Linked DNA regions of Homo sapiens: region 1 is linked to region 2. Evidence: chromatin loops called from intact Hi-C (ENCODE). Cell type or tissue: PC-3. All regions are shown on one strand. Each heading gives the region's core, and the rest is flanking DNA. Links, peaks and the distances in the headings are about the cores only.

The links. Peaks named below come from ENCODE experiments on the same cell type or tissue, not always from the same donor. Only the 100,000 strongest peaks of a DNase experiment are listed, where the experiment ranks them.
Region 1: a loop joins it to region 2, with 4 times the contacts of the local background. A loop is called at or near these places in 5 of 110 quality-filtered maps.

Annotation. Positions count from the first base shown.
Region 1 is chr12:46,939,970-46,948,390 of GRCh38, forward strand. LOC124902924 (a long non-coding RNA gene) reads left to right here and starts at 1,521. Exons shown (of 2, transcript XR_007063285.1): 1 at 1,521-4,518; 2 at 7,709-8,421. In PC-3, for the core only: CTCF peaks have their summits at 2,813 and 4,370; DNase peaks (open chromatin) are centred at 2,832, 4,302, 5,002 and 6,352; H3K27ac peaks cover 476 bases.
Region 2 is chr12:46,383,236-46,391,464 of GRCh38, forward strand. SLC38A4-AS1 (SLC38A4 antisense RNA 1) reads left to right here and starts at 441. Exons shown (of 4, transcript NR_125380.1): 1 at 441-460; 2 at 4,512-4,737. RefSeq lists enhancers at 1-312, 3,006-3,507 and silencers at 1-226, 377-446. In PC-3, for the core only: no CTCF peak of the experiment used is centred there; DNase peaks (open chromatin) are centred at 276, 736, 3,466, 5,616 and 2 weaker places; H3K4me3 peaks cover 4,746 bases; H3K27ac peaks cover 6,711 bases.

The DNA.
Region 1 (8,421 bases), core at 189-8,188, 560 kb after region 2:
ATTTTCAAGATATTGATTCTTCCTACCCATGAGCATGGAATGTTCTTCCATTTGTTTGTATCCTCTTTTATTTCCTTGAGCAGTGGTTTGTAGTTCTCCTTGAAGAGGTCCTTCACATCCCTTATAAGTTGGATTCCTAGGTATTTTATTCTCTTTGAAGCAATTGTGAATGGGAGTTCACTCATGATTTGGCTCTCTGTTTGTCTGTTGTTGGTGTATAAGAATGCTTGTGATTTTTGTACATTGATTTTGTATCCTGAGACTTTGCTGAAGTTGCTTATCAGCTTAAGGAGATTTTGGGCTGAGACGATGGGGTTTTCTAGATAAACAATCATGTCGTCTGCAAACAGGCATGGGCAAGGACTTCATGTCCAAAACACCAAAAGCAATGGCAACAAAAGCCAAAATTGACAAATGGGATCTAATTCAACTAAAGAGCTTCTGCACAGCAAAAGAAACTGCCATCAGAGTAAACAGGCAACCTACAACATGGGAGAAAATTTTTGCAACCTACTCATCTGACAAAGGGCTAATATCCAGAATCTACAATGAACTCAAACAAATTTACAAGAAAAAAACAAACAATCCCATCAAAAAGTGGGCGAAGGACATGAACAGACACTTCTCAAAAGAAGACATTTATGCAGCCAAAAAACACATGAAAAAATGCTCATCATCACTGGCCATCAGAGAAATGCAAATCAAAACCACTATGAGATATCATCTCACACCAGTTAGAATGGCAATCATTAAAAAGTCAGGAAACAACAGGTGCTGGAGAGGATGTGGAGAAATAGGAACACTTTTACACTGTTGGTGGGACTGTAAACTAGTTCAACCATTGTGGAAGTCAGTGTGGCGATTCCTCAGGGATCTAGAACTAGAAATACCATTTGACCCAGCCATCCCATTACTGAGTATATACCCAAATGACTATAAATCATGCTGCTATAAAGACACATGCATACGTATGTTTATTGTGGCATTATTCACAATAGCAAAGACTTGGAACCAACCCAAATGTCCAACAATGATAGACTGGATTAAGAAAATGTGGCACATATACACCATGGAATACTATGCAGCCATAAAAAATGATGAGTTCATGTCCTTTGTAGGGACATGGATGAAACTGGAAACCATCATTCTCAGTAAACTATCGCAAGAACAAAAAACCAAACACCGCATATTCTCACTCATAGGTGGGAATTGAACAATGAGATCACATGGACACAGGAAGGGGAATATCACACTCTGGGGACTGTGGTGGGGTGGGGGGAGGGGGGAGGGATAGCATTGGGAGATATACCTAATGCTAGATGACGAGTTAGTGGGAGCAGCGCACCAGCATGACACATGTATACATATGTAACTAACCTGCACAATGTGCACATGTACCCTAAAACTTAAAGTATAATAAAAAAAAATTAAAAAAAAAAAAAACCCCAAATCACAAAACAATTTAAAAAAAAAAAAAAAAACACCCGTATGGAGTATGTACAATATGCTCCCGTCTTTGGAAAGTATATACATATATGCCTAGAAAAACATCCAGAAACCTATTAGACAAATGTCAACTGTGGTTAATTATTGGGTGGTGAAATTGAGTTTTAATTTTCTTGTAATTTTTAATTTATGTTTATTTTACAATAAATGAACAGTAATTACAAATCTTTAAAGACTTTTGGAAGACCTTTTGGAAAAAAATTATTGCTGCTCTTGTGAGAACCACTGATAGATATTGTTTCAGTCCTTCTGCTCTGAGAAGTATGCAAGTTATGGTCATAGAAACTCTGTGGGCTACGAAAAAGTGCACATTAAGGTTATTCAAAGGGCTGGAGTTTATAAGGCACCAGCATAACCTTGCCACAAACAGGTTTACGCTTATGAAACAAATCTATCTAGGTGGATTCATCTTTTACTAAATATTTCCCTGTTGACACAGCTTTACTCGCCAATGTTTAATTGCTTTGTATAATTTGTATTAAGCACTATAACATTATGCTACACAGTACTTCAACCCATAACAAGACTTGAACCTGCAATAATGTCATTCCCAAGGAAGATGACCCAGGATTTTTGTATAGGTACCTCCACAGAGCATGGTGGTTAAGGAGGTTCTGTCATAGGCTCTGAGCCTGTGTAGAAATTAGCAGGCAAACCCTAGGTCATGATGGAAGTATGCATCCAGCAGAATGGAGAAGGGTCATTATGGCCTTCAACTGCAGACATTAACAAGTGTGTCCTAACCTGCTTCATTCCTGGCATGTGGGAACAGAACCTTGAAGATCTGGATTCAAGTCAAGCTTCTTGAATGTTAAATATGTAAACATGTAAAAATCTGGAATCCTTTATAGATTATTACATTTTAAAGCTGATCGTTTACATATAGAGCATTAAATTAAATAGGCACATTCTTTATATATAAACAAACAAACTCTCTAGTGATTTATTTTCTCACCATGGAATTTCAATTTCTGATGGATTTTGATGCACATATTGCATCATTTATATAAAAATTTCATTTGAAGGTGCCCATAAAATTTAAGCTGCAGGTGAACTATCAAGAGAATACGTGAAAGTCATTTACAAAATTAGAACGAGCCCAAGACAGGATGGAAAAACCCAAGCTTCTATAGATATTTTCCAGAATTTTTAGGGTTCAGGATGATCATGTTTAATTCCCAAAGCCGCAATTCCTAGCAGCATAGGAGCTCTCAAATATGCAGAAGGAAATGATTCAGAACTGAAAGAGGATAAGTCATCCAATGAATGGTAAGAATTAAGCCTAATGTCAGTAGGTGGCATGCATGCCTTCAATTATTTGACATACAGTTACTGAGCACCTGCTCAGTAAATCATAGGGCCCAAAGATAATTTCCTGGAGGAATGTGTGACTCAAGGCTATTTGGTCTGCCTGTGTCCTTCCTCTGTAGCTCATAAGCACTCTACATGTGCAAAGTCAAGTTTAAATGAAAGTCAAGGGGAACAGTGAGAAAAGAAGCGAGAAAGGTGCAGCATCGTGTGAGAGTGTGTGTGTGTGTGTGTGTGTGTGTGTGTGTGTGTGTGTGTGTTTGTAATGGAGTGAGAGGTGCCAGAAAAATTTAGCTTTCCCTTCTTTCCAGGTCTCTTTGCTTCAGGAGCTGGGGAAGTGTTGCAGTCATCTCCTTTTCCCTTTTTAGCTCTTCTTCAGTCCCCATGCCTTCAAATAACCTCTGGAGCTTGGAATAATTTATCTGATTAACTGTTCTCAGGATAACCGTGTGGGCATAAGAGGAAAGCAGGTTACTGATGCTACTGTGGCCTCCTAGCAACTGACACAATCAATGCTCTTTGGTTTGGGATGTTAGGCTGCAACCGTCCTTAGGGAGCTGTATATTTTCCATATGTGTTGAGAAGTATAGCAAAGTCTAAGAGAATTAAATGAGAGAATTTGGTTACCCTACTTTCTGGCTTGCTAAGGGTTAACTTTCTAAATTCCAAAATCCTTTTTGTGTCTCCTGTCATTAAAATTATAAAATAATTCATTTCATTTTTTGTCTTAGCAAATAGAGCATTTTGACAATAACATAGGATGTTGTGACTGATTAACATGATGCACACTGTAAAGAACTAAAGATATCAAAGGATGTTGACATTAAACGCACCTTATAAGTTGTTATGATTTTTCACTTGTAATTTTTTCCATAACATTAGACTATTGACTATGAAAGACAAAAATCTGATCACTTGAAGATTGTTATTTTTTAGATTATGATTATTCTAGACTTACTGCACTGTTAATGAACCTTTAGTAAATTTGATGCATAAGTGTTTCCTGGAGTACAAAAAATAAATGATTCTTTGATAAAGAAAGACTCAAAATGTTTTTCCTCATTTTTCCAGTCAAATTTTTTTTTTTAGTTCAGATCTTTGAAAAATATCCCACAAGTTATAAAGATTAATAAAACTGGACAAATATAAAAGTCTCATGATTGAAGTGACATTTTCACATAAATTTCATTAAAGGAACCATTAGGCTAAAGTGTTTTTATGTGTATTAAACTGTGCTATGTAAACTACCAGGGACTTTTTTTTTAAGCAGCCTAAATAAAAGAGAAATGGGTCAAGAAGAAGCTAATTAAGTAATTTATTGAAGGCTCAAGTATAAACAAGACAACAATCCAAGATTCTTATTTTGCAGATGGTATTTTTCACTGCTTCCTTCACCTCTTGGATGCTTCATATTTCACATTATTTTAAGAACAATTCACTCCCAGAGGATCATGGATGTACAGTCAGTTTGGTCTTGCTGAGTCAACGTGTGCACGTGTTCTCACAAATCTCCAGGCAACATTCACTGACAAGGCAGGGGGAGCTGTGCTCAGCATTTTCTTCAAATTGCTGTCTGAACAGTGGTGTGAAAATGATGTTCACTGTTGTTTGTTTCACCCATTCTCAGTACTGAGAGTTGTCAAAATTACTATTTCTGAGTACAGCATGTGTTCTAATTAAAGATAAAGTGTCTTTAAGACTCAGGTAGGTGTTTCATTAAATGTGATATATGCAGCAATGTATAAAGTATATCATTTATTCACCTTGAGATGCTATTAGGAATGTGCATTTGTGTGATGTCTAACTGATATCATATGGTGCACTAACACAGGGCTTTTCTATTTAAGAACCATTTCACTATGGGTTTGGGGAAAGTTATATATCTCAGGAAGTATTTAGCTTCCAATAGCTTTTCCTCTCTTTTTTAAGTGCAGTAATATATCTTTAAAACATATATGTATATGTATGCATGTATGTGTGTATATATACAGTAAATATATATACACACTATATGTATACTGAAATGTTATGCAGCACATAACATTTAAATATAGATACACACACACAGAGTAATGTGCTGTATAACATTTCAGTCAACAACAAACCACATGTGTGACATTCGTTCCATTTTAATGGAGCTGAAAAATGCCTGTTGTCTAGTGACATCGTAGCCATCGTAATGTAGCATGATGCATTACTCACTTATTTGTGGTCATGCTGGTGTAAACAAACCTACTGCGCTTCCAGTCGTATAAAAGTATAGCACATACAATTATGTACAGTATATGATACTCAATAATGATGATAAACAACACAACTATACTAGTGGTTTATGTATTTACTATACAGCTCCTCTTCAGTCCCCACCCCTTCAAATAACCTCTGGGGCTTGGAATGATTTATCTGATTAGTTGTTCTCACAATAACCATGTTAAGCTATATGTTGAACTATACTTTTTAACATTATTTTAGAGTTTACTCCCTCTACTCATGAAAAAAAGTTAACTGTAAAACAGCCTCAGGCAGGTCCTTCAGGAGGTGTTCCCGAAGGCATTGTAGAAGATGATAGCTTCATGTGTATTATTGCCCCAAAGACCTTCCAGTGAGGCAAGATGTGGAGGTAGAAGACAATGATATTGATGATCCTGACTTTGTATATGCCTAGACTGATGTGTATGTTTGCATCTTAGTTCTTAGCCAAAAAAAAAAGAAAAAAAAGGTTTAAAAAAATTTTAAGAAGAATAAAAAAAAGACATTTTAAAAATATAAAGCAGCAGCTGGGTGCTGTGGCTCATGCCTGTAATCCCAGCACTTTGGGAGGCCAAAGCAGGTGGACCACTTGAGTCCAAGAGTTTGAGACCAGCACAGGCAATATGGTGAAGGCTTATCTCTACAAAAAATACAAAAATTGGTGCACATCAGTAGCCCAGCTACTAAGGAGGATGAGGCAGGAGGATTGCTGAGCCCTGGTGATCGAGACTGCAGTGAGCTGAGATCACACCACAACATTCCAGCCTGGGCAAGAGAGACAAACTCTGTCTCAAAAATAAATAAATAAATAATACAATATAATAAATAAATACTGGACATGGGAAGGCGAGAGACATCTGGTCGACCTTAGACATGAGAAGGTGAGAGCCAGCTGGTTGACCTTAGACATGGGATTTATATATATATATATATATATATTTTATATATATGTGCATGTACATATGTGTGTATATATATGTACATACACATATATACAAAGAAGCTTATGGAACAAGGCTATAAAGAAAGAAAATATTTTTGTCAGCTCTACAATGTGTTTGTGCTTTAAGCTAAGTGTTATTACAAAAGATTCATAAAGTTAAAAAATGCAAAGGTTTATAAAGTAAAAATGTTACAGTAAGCTAACGTTAATTTATTATTGAAGCAAGAAAAAATTTTTTTATGAATTCAGTGTAGGCTAAGTGTTCAGTCTTTAGAAAGTCTGCAGTAGTGTACAGTAATGTCCTAGGCCTTCCTGTTCACTCACCACTCATTCACAGTGGAGCTTGCAGGACTGGAAGATGCTCTGGGTGAGTCAGTGATTGAGTAGTGAGTGAACATGAAGGCCTAGGGCATTACTGTACTTTAAATATTTATACCGTTTAAATCTTTATACCATTACTTTAAATCTTTTACACCATACTTTTGCTGTACCTTTTCTATGTATGAATATGTTTAGATTCATGAATACCCAGCATTGTGTCATAATTGCCTACAGTATTCAGTACAGTAGCATGCTGTACAGGTTTGTAGCCTAGGAGCAGTAGACTTTACCATATAGTTTAGGTGTATAGTAGGTAGGCTATACCATCTAGGTTTGTGCAAGTATACTCTATGATGTTTGCACAATGACAAAATCACCTAGTGATGCATTCCCCAGAACATATTCTTGCTATTAAGAGATGCATAATATTGTGTGTATATATAAATATATTTGCACACACATATGTATAAGAAGTAAATAGAATAAAACAAGATAGATATTATAAATACTTGGAGGTCATGCCACAGGAAATTTCTTCCAATAAATGAGAAGTGAAATTGCCTCTGGTAGTTAAATTTTAAATCAACACATTACTAAGATAGGCAATCAGTCCCCTTAAAGAAAAAGTATGGCTCCCAGGCTGTGGTGTATGGGTCATGAAAGACAGGATGCATAACTGACCAAGGGCTCTAGCTTCCATGCTCTGAAATCATTCGCCATGTTGTACTGAGGCCAAGCTTCCCATGGGCTGCTCCCAGCCATGATTGAGTGCAACAGAAACACTAAGGCAGATGCATTTCTGCAAGATAGGGCATTTCTACAGCCCACTTTGCCACAAGTGACCCTTCTTGCCCCACATCCTGCCCCCAATACCTTGATGAACCTTCCTCCAACTGTAAATGTCTAAGATGCTTCCTCCTGCCCTTCCCCTTTCTCCTTCCTTCAGGGTCAGGCTTGCATCATAGACCAATGACTATCCCAGCTTTCCTCAGCTCCCTCCTTTAATAAAATCCATGCATGTTTAATCCCATCTTGACATGTACTTCCCGGACTAACACACAGACCAAACTATAATTGTATCATTGATTAATACACTAATGTAGCTTAAAAATAAAACATGTAAAATAAAACAGTAACCTCTCAGAAAGAGATTGGTCGGCTCTGGGAGCTGTGAAAAAAGGTGCCAAGCAAAGCTGAACCTGCTCAGTTCATGCTTCTGTGACAGAGGAGGTGACAGCAATGTACCAGCCCAAACACTATCCTTGTTTTTGCAATGGATATATCTGGTGCCATAAAATATTTAGTTCATCCAGTAACACACCTTGTTCTGAGTTCATGCTTTCCAGATGATGTTGAGTTGACTTTTTGACTTCCTCCTAGGCCTATCTCCAGGGAGCAATGTATTAGTTACATGGATGTAGCCCAGAGGGAATTTTTGGAAATTTGGAGAACTGCATTCTAGAGACTCAAAACTGTGACTGCTGAGTGGACCATCTATGGGCAAGAGCAGAATCACTGAATACTGGAGGAGGGTTGCAAGGTGGCCTGGTTTCTGTGGCAGTGATCTGGTAGGTTCTGCTGAGGAAAACTGGATGGTGTCTGGCATGTCTTCAGTAAGTAATAAATGCTAGCAAGCACTTTTGTTATTGGATTATGGCTGGAATTGTCATCTAAAGGGAGAAACGTTAAGTTTTCTTTAAAATATTATTATGTTAGTTTCCTAAGGCTGCCATACCAACCACTAACTAGATAAGTTAAAGCAAAAGAAATTTATTCTCACTGTTTTGGAGGCTACAAGTCTGAAAGGAAGATGTCAGCAGGGCGGGTGCCTTTCGGGGGCTCTGGGGGAGAATCTGTTTCATGTCTGTGTCCTGGCTTCTGGTGAACATAGGCAATGCTTGGTGTTCCTTGGCTTGTAGATGCATCACTCCAGTCTCTGCCTCCAGCTTCACGTGGCCTTCTGCTTGTGTATCTCTGTGGCTTCACATGGCTGTCTTCTCATAGAAACACCAGTCATATGGAATTAGGGGTCTACCCCACTCCACTATGACCTCATCTTAACTTATTACATCTGCAAGGACCCTATTCCCACA
Region 2 (8,229 bases), core at 1-8,000:
CAGCCTGGGGCGCTGCAGCGGGCGGGGCGTGCGCAGCGCCGCTCCCCGGAGAGAAAGGAACCTCCGCAATGTCGGGGCCCGGCTGCGACCGGAAAACGGCGGGGGAAGAGAGAAAAGGAGGAGGGAGGGGGAAAAGGAGGTGGGGATACGAAGGAGCGGGGAGGCGGCGGGCGGGGCCTGCGGCGCGCAGCCCCAGTAGATCTCCGGAAATTTTCCACTAACGCTCCGAGCGCCAGAGCCGCCCGGGCGCAGCCCGCCTCTGCGCGCCCGCGACCCACGTGACGGTGATTCATTCGGCACCGCCTCCCCAGCCCGCGCGCGGACTTGGAGCCAAGAGTGGGAGCAGGGGTCGGGGGGAGGAGAAGGTGGAGGAGGAGGCGAAGAGGAGGCGGGGAGGAGGCGGGGAGGAGGGGGGAAGGGTTCGGGGAGAGGGAGGAGGGGAAGCAGAGGGGACGATGAGGTGCGGAGGCGTTGGCAGGTACCTGGGCCCCGCCGCCCGGGTGTGTGGGGGTCGGGTCGGGGGTCCAGCAAAGCCCCATCCAGTCGAGCCTGGGCAAGCTGAGAGGCTGTCGGGTGCGCTCCAGTTACGCTCCCCTGCGTCGTGGAAAACCTAGAGAGCCCTACAGCGTCAGGGCTAATCCCGGGACGCCTCGAGGCCCCGCGGAGTTTTCGCGAACGCGCCGGGCGGTGCAGGGATGTCCTGCTTGGGAGAGTGCAGGGTTGGAAGCGGGCACGCCCTGTTGGCAGCTGCCGGCGCTTGTGTACGTGGCTGCTGACGTGGAGAACTGTAGCTGTGGAAAGCCTGCGCCCCAAGGAGGGACGCGGGGGTGCAGTCGCGGCCCATTATCTGTGCCCGGGAAGTCCTGAAGGCTCTAGGAGCTGTCAGATTAAACCCCCAGACCCACAAGAAAATCCCTGAAGCTTCGGTGAGCGTGGGATTTGGCGTGCAGTTGGTTCCGTATGGTTCCCCATTAAGACTTGGAAGTCGGCTTACCAAGATTTCCTCTTACCCTTCGGCTGTGTTGAGTAGATATTACACAGACACCCCGCCCATGACTCTGCTCTTGCAGGAAAACATTTATTTCAAAAATACTGCAACGGTTTCATCTCTCATGTCCTTTTAGGTTCTTTCTAGTAATTGTGAACTTTTCCTCTCAAGTCATTCCATCAAAGTCTTGGAAGCAAATGAAAAAAACATACTACCCTGAAATAGAGTTCACATCTTTCTTTACCAACTTGCCTTTCCCAGGAAGACATCGTGGTGGGTTTGCAGTTCAGGTTTCCTCACAGCCTCTCCTGGGGGTCTTTTTCCCTCTCTGGTACCTTGAGGCATAGGACAGAAGGGAGCTGCTGAAGTTTCTGGATGTCGCTTATTTTTCACATTTGTTTTAACTTCTTTTGGCCAGAACTGTGTATTGTTTTCGCATAGATTTCTGCAATTAGAATTATTGTAATTAGAAAGAATAATAATCTTCATATAAGGCTTAGGGTACGCACTACTTTAAGGTCTTTGTAAATGTGTGCATATTCATTTCTCTCATCAACTCTGAGGTAGGGGCTATTCTTACCCCATTATTGACCTTTTACAAATGAGGAAACTGATGCTTGGAGAAGTTAGATAACTCGCCCAAGGCCATTCCTTCTCTAAGAGGAGGAACTGGAATTTGACCCCAAACTGTCAGGTAAATCCAATGCTTTGTTCACTATGCAATAGAAATTCTTTATTAATAAATTTAATTGTGTTGAAATATTAAGTTTACATTTTGGTGGGATTTTCCCCCTCGTTTTATTAAAGTGGCCTTCCTGAATTTTATTGTGGAGGGATGTTTAAAGTTAGTTTGGGTAGAAAGCCACACACAATTGTAAAAAGGAAGTCTTATGAAGAAATCATGCATTCCAAGGCAGTGTTACATTTTTCTTAAAGGGTAGATTATTGAAATATTTGACCTAAGAACTCATTTTTTTTCTCAGGAGAAAGGTTTGTCTTCATACACCTTTAGCCCCGAGCAAATGGTGAATCCTCCAGGAGAATGACGATGAGGCTTTTTAGTCTTCAGGGTTCGATAAATATATATCGATTGAAATGTATTCAAAAAGTGAATACCCTTGAAAGGACGATGACATAATGCCAAATGAAAAGGAAATTTCCCAAAGAAACCTAAATAATGGATAGATTTGATAGCAAGATACTACTGGTTTTTTCCTTCTGGAACCTTCTTTTCTGCACTTGAAACCTTCCCTGTCCAGCCAAGACTGGGTTAGAAGCTCCTTTTGTGTGTTCGTGTGGCACCCAAGGTCTGCCCCTGTAGTGGTACTGACCACGGTGTATTCTCGTGGCCTGTTCACCTGGCTGTGCTTCCCAGGAGAGTAAGTGCCTGGAAGAGCAGGCATTCTGTCAGGCTCAACAGAGTGCAACAGCGTGTCCCCAGGGCTCAGGACAGTTGTTTGTCCTAGAGCTATGGGAGTTATTGAGCTAAGCAATACTTGTTAAAAGCATGAGCTTACACAATTGATCAGCCATGTCTTGTTAGGATGTACTGAATTGGAATTTAGCAGAAACTGGGAGAGCAATGTCCCCGTCAGGAAATGTCTGTTCAATCTTGGTCTGTGTATATCCTACTTACCCACATGTTATTTTGCACATAATAGTTTTTTTGATGTTTATTAAGAACAAAAACAGCCTCTTTAAAATTGTGTGTTCAGTTAGCTAACTGTATTTCAGCATCCAATTAATAATCAGAGGTTTAATAACTACAGCCTTAATTCTGGCCTCACAATGATAGAATGATAAAATCATAGGTTTTTTTTTTTTTTTTTTTTTTTTGGCTGAAGGAGATCTTATAACTGCTCTGTCCAATACACAACCACTGGCCACATGGCTATTTGAATGAATTAAAATTAATAAAATTGACAATTAAGTTCTTCAATAGGGCATTTTAATTGCTCAGTAGCCACATGTGACTACTTAAATAAAATTAATTTTATTAATTCATTCAAAAATGGACAGCACTGACAGATAGTTCCATTATTGTAGGAACTGTTATTGGACAGGGCTGATAAGTTACCGAAGGAAAAAAAACAGGTAAAAGAAGATATTTGAGATAGCTTAGCATTAGCATTGTTACATACAAAGAACATTACACTCATATTCAAAGTGTCTGCTGTTAGGTTGGTGCAAAAGTAATTGCGGTTTTTGCCATTACTTTTAATGAGGAAATATTTCGTATATGATAAACAGTTTTCCTTAGCAGTTGTACCTAAATTAATGCACATTTAAACATATTCAGGAGAATGAATGGTTCAAAAGGATTCCTTTTTGCATTCCTTTAAAGTGAATACTCATTCCAGTTGATCCTTTGTGAGTTCTATTTTTTTTTCTGTTTAAACATACTGAAATCAACTTGAGTCACTACACAAGTTTGACATTCATTAGATTTGGCTGTGCTTTTTAAGCTCGCATGATTGAGAAACTAAAATACTCAGTAATGTTGGTAAAGGACAAATGCCAGATAGTTTTGGACAGACCAAATATATATTTAATGACATCACACATGCAATACAGACAGTTCTCAATTTACAAACACTCTTGAGAAGCAGCCATAGGTTAAATATAAAACATACTGGGTGTACCTTCTTTAAAATCCTCTTAAGAACAGTACCACCTGGATATCCATTGTATGAACAAATTAGTATTTAAAAATAATAAAAATAAGTCTTAGAATTAGAGAATGTATAGTTTTGAGCTGTGGAGGCAATAAAGAGGCTGTGTAAAACTCAGGGGGAGTTAGTTGAGGTTATTTCCACAGTAGAGCAGATTTGCTTAAGTAACCCCCTGACAAAAATAGCTTAGTTCCGCCTCCCCGCAGCATGCCTGCCCCTCCCTGCTGTGTGCATTTCCCCCAGTCCTTCAGTCGTTAAAAATTTTCCCATTTCATTTATACTCCAGTTTCAGTTCCGTTGATTCAAAGTTTTGGGACTTAGGACAAGTTTGCTAGCTTCTCTGAGCCTCAGTTTTTTAAACCGTTAAATAGGAATAACAGCATGCTGAGTGCCAAGAATTAAAGAAAAATTTATGTGAAAATATAGATTAGAAAGAAAACTAATATAAATGCAGGGGATTATGATCATAATACTCATAAAACTTCAGTACTCCCTGGGAAGATCCAATGGCCGTCAGTCATGTGCACGTGATCAGAATCTGGGCCATCATATTTTTTTAAGCAAGTTGATGGCCTGAGGGTTCTTGGCCAGGTGGGAGGAGGCTGCTCTGGGATGTTGAAGAGAGATTTTAAAAAGGAGATGGAAGGCTGTGAAAACATAGTTCAAATTGGAGGGAGCTTGGGCAGATACCACCTTTTCTTTTAAGGAATGAATGTAATTGCTTGCATTTTGTCTCTACTTCCTTCCTCTCATTGATTTATTCCGAAGGCTAGAGTTTCTACTTTACATTCTAATTCATCTGACATAGCGTGTTTTTAAAAAACTTAGCATTGCTTGCTTTGATTTTCCAGTTGACTTTTGCTGATGGAGCCTCTCTGAAGGGCAAATTCAAAGTACAGCTGGGTGCTGCAGCACTGGAGTGCGAACTTGTGGCTGTGGTTATGAAGGAGCCTCGTCAGCTATGCCTTTAGCCCCTGGTGAAGCAGTGCCAGTCACACTTTGCCAGTCAAACGGAGAGGCAGCAGTAGTAAGACCAGACCAAATCAAACCAAACCAAGCAAACCACGGGGAATGGAGGTAGGTGAATAGCGCCAAAGAGAATGATGGCTCACAACACTTCTAAGCATGGTGCATATATCAGTTCATTTAAGCCTTATGATGACCCTATGGGGTCAGTACTATTATCGTTATTATCCCCAACTGAGGCACAGAACAACTGTGTGACTAAGCGACTGTACTCAATGTCACACCACTGTTAAGTGATAGAAGTGACATTTTAACTCAGGCAGCTGGATCTGGAGTTTGTCCTCTTAACTACTACATTAGCAATTCTCAAACTTTTGGTCTCAGGACCCCCTTGCAGTCTTAAAAAGTATTGAGGACCACAAAGAGTTTTGTTTATGTGGACTATATGTGTTGATATTTATAGTAGAAATTAAGACTAAAAACTTAAAAGATAGTCAATGTATTTAAAAGTAATAACCAACTCACAATATGCTAATATAAATGACATTTAAAAGTGAAAATAGCTATGTTTCTCCAAGTGCAAAAGGTTGAGAATGGCATCGAAGAATGAAGAATCAAAGAATGGTATCATTTTATAGTTTTGCAAACTTATGCACCATACTGTACCTCTTTTGGTGTGACAGTGGTTAAGAAAAGAGGAAATGAGAGAGACTAAAAGGTACAAGTGAGGGGAACTCAAGACCTGTCTCAGTGAGCCCCTCACACTCTTGTATGAGGAAGAAATGATAACTAAAGAATCGTCTGTAAAGTGTACAGCAGCATCTGGATTTTCATGCCTGGTTTAATCTTCGATAGATTGTCTGGATTCATTCTCTCTCTGTGTGGGTGTGTGTGTGTATGAGCATACACACACATATTTGAGGTTAGGTAAAAAACTTTGTCATAAAATATATGTAAACTGGAAAGGATTTTAGAGATTATCTGACAGTTCTTTTTTTATGGATGAATGCATCTGAGGCCAGACAGGAAAATGACTTATTGCTGGTTGAATTGCTGATTAGTGGCTGGATTGGAGGTAGAACCCAGATCATCTGCCTCTTCATTCTACTCATGTCCTGTCATGGAAATTAGTCAATCCAATTATTATTATTATAGAAGTCTGTTTTCACCAGAAAGTTTGTGAACTGACAACCGTAAAATCTGTGGTAAATTCACAGGCTTCATCAATGACACTATGAAATATTGACCCTCAGCTTCCCAGATTGCAACTCCCCAAGTCTTGGTCTGTTTGCTGTTAGGATTTGTTACAACTTCTTCCTTATTGCCTTTTGTTACACAAGCAGTGCTGAATATGGGCTGGATATTGGAAAGAGGGCAAGAAAATGAGAACCCACAGTTCTGTGACGTGACAACACTGATTGGCCAGTCACTGTTATCTGCAGGATGTGCTTTTCTTAAGGATGAACATATTTTGGTCCACAAGTTTCCAAGACAAGCACATTCCTGCCAACATGATCCTTGGACAAACTGTTCTGGAATTTGAACTTGCTACTGGAAGAGGGTTAAGTCCAGGACACACACACACACACACACACACACACACATTTCAGTGGGGGGCAAGCCATAGTTGGTTATGTTAGCACCTCATTATACAACAGTTTCAAGATAAAGTGATTCCAGATGTGCTCTCAGTAAGTACCTAGTACTTATGTTTTTAACCCATTAGGCTAAAAATCTACTTTCAGAATTTTGGGGAAGCCAGAGTTAGTTAATTAACTAGTCATTCCTAGTTACTTCATAAAGTTGATTCTAAGTCGACTATAATTTGCAGTATGTTTCATGTTAGAGGATACCCATTATAACCATATGAAACATACATATTTATAGACACATATATGTATTTTCACACAGACTTGCCTTTGACAATGATTAGAAGTTCATCTGAAGTACTGGTTTAATGATCATTAGGTTCCTTTGTCCCGGAAATTTCATTTAGAAACATTAGGAAGATATATATCTAAGAAGTAGTATTCTAGTTTCTTCTTATTAATGAAGCTGCAGTGATAGTCATTGTGATTCTGAAGCATAAATTTCATGAGTAAGTCCTGGTTAAAAGGCTCCCTCCCTTGTTTAAAAAACCAAGATTTGAAATTTTTTGCTTTGTAACTTAAATTTACAAAAAAGAGTTAAAGAGAAAAGATGATGAATGTTTTCCTTGATAATTCATATTATTGTTAGGAATATGGAATTTTTGCATCACTTGGCCCTAGAAGGTGGAGAGCTAAAGGTGAACATTTCATTTTGCTTTCAAATATTTTAAATTTGTCTGCAGAAATTATGTTTTCTGCTGAATACAATGGAAGCCTTCTTAGCTGGTCTTACTTGAGAATATTGCATCTTAGTATGCTCTTTTGATTTTATTTTGCTCTACAGTAAATTTTTAAAAATTTAGGTATGATATCTGGCATCAAGGACAACACCATTTATTTGCCAAAGGCTGTAACCTAGGGCATTATACACTAAATGGGAATATTGGCAAACATACTGTTCAGAGGTACCTGTTGTGCTGTAGGGCAGTACCTACAGCAAAGCAGTCTGGGTATGATGGACTCTGGATCCAGACTGTTTGGTTTCATTTCGCTTCTGCTTTTTACTAGCTGTGTGCTTTAATTTCATGAATGTGAAAGATAAATAATAACTCATGAAGATTTAGTTAAGTCTGAACTTGTAAAGGAAGCACTTAGAACCATGCCTGGCATATGTTAAGTACTTCTCAAGTGTTAGCTTAAACAAACAAACAAATCTCAAATTTTGTCTTTGTCATGTCAGAGAGGCTAACATCAAGTGATGGCTGAAGCAGCAAACAGCTAGTTAAATTTAAAAGAAAAATGATCTTTGGGATTAATCCTATCTTGTGAAAAGTTTTCTAGAGCTTCCATCCAGCTGTGGCTAAAGCTAGAGGACAAGAAGGTGAGGAAAGTGTGGCAGAGTGAATGCCATTGATTAAAGAAAGGCCAGGACCTTGCTGTATAACAATTGTTTCTATTATTTCTATTTTGAGAGAAAGACCCTTGATGTTACCCGTCAGCAGGAGATGGATGGTAGTCTTTGTGTGGATTGACAAACATTGGTAGTTTAACAATGTGAAGGGCTTCCTTTGCAGGAAATGAAAAAGTTGTGATTTTCCATAAGTCATTTAGAGAGTCACTATTGAGCCAGCCAGGCTGGGCCCGCTAGTCTATACAATGGTTTTGTGACAATTAGCCTTGTGCTGTTGCAGCATTTCAGACTCATGGAGCGTTTTGCTTAGAAGACCTCTCTTCCTTCTGGCTGACACAGCCCCATCCCAGGGTGCAGGGCCTGATAAGTGGAGTACAGGCTGGATTTCAGCCCTAACCACCCGCTCCCCCCAGGACATGGTACAGTACACAAATGGCACATTGAAGGTGGTAGCCATGAAGACAGGTTTTTGAATTTTACTTTCTGTTCTTCAGCTCAGGAAATATGTTGTTTATTTTTGTTTTTCAGTCATAGTCTACTTCAATAGCTGGAACTGGGGAAGAGATGGTTCAGTATTTTTTGTCATTGAATCCAATGGTTGAT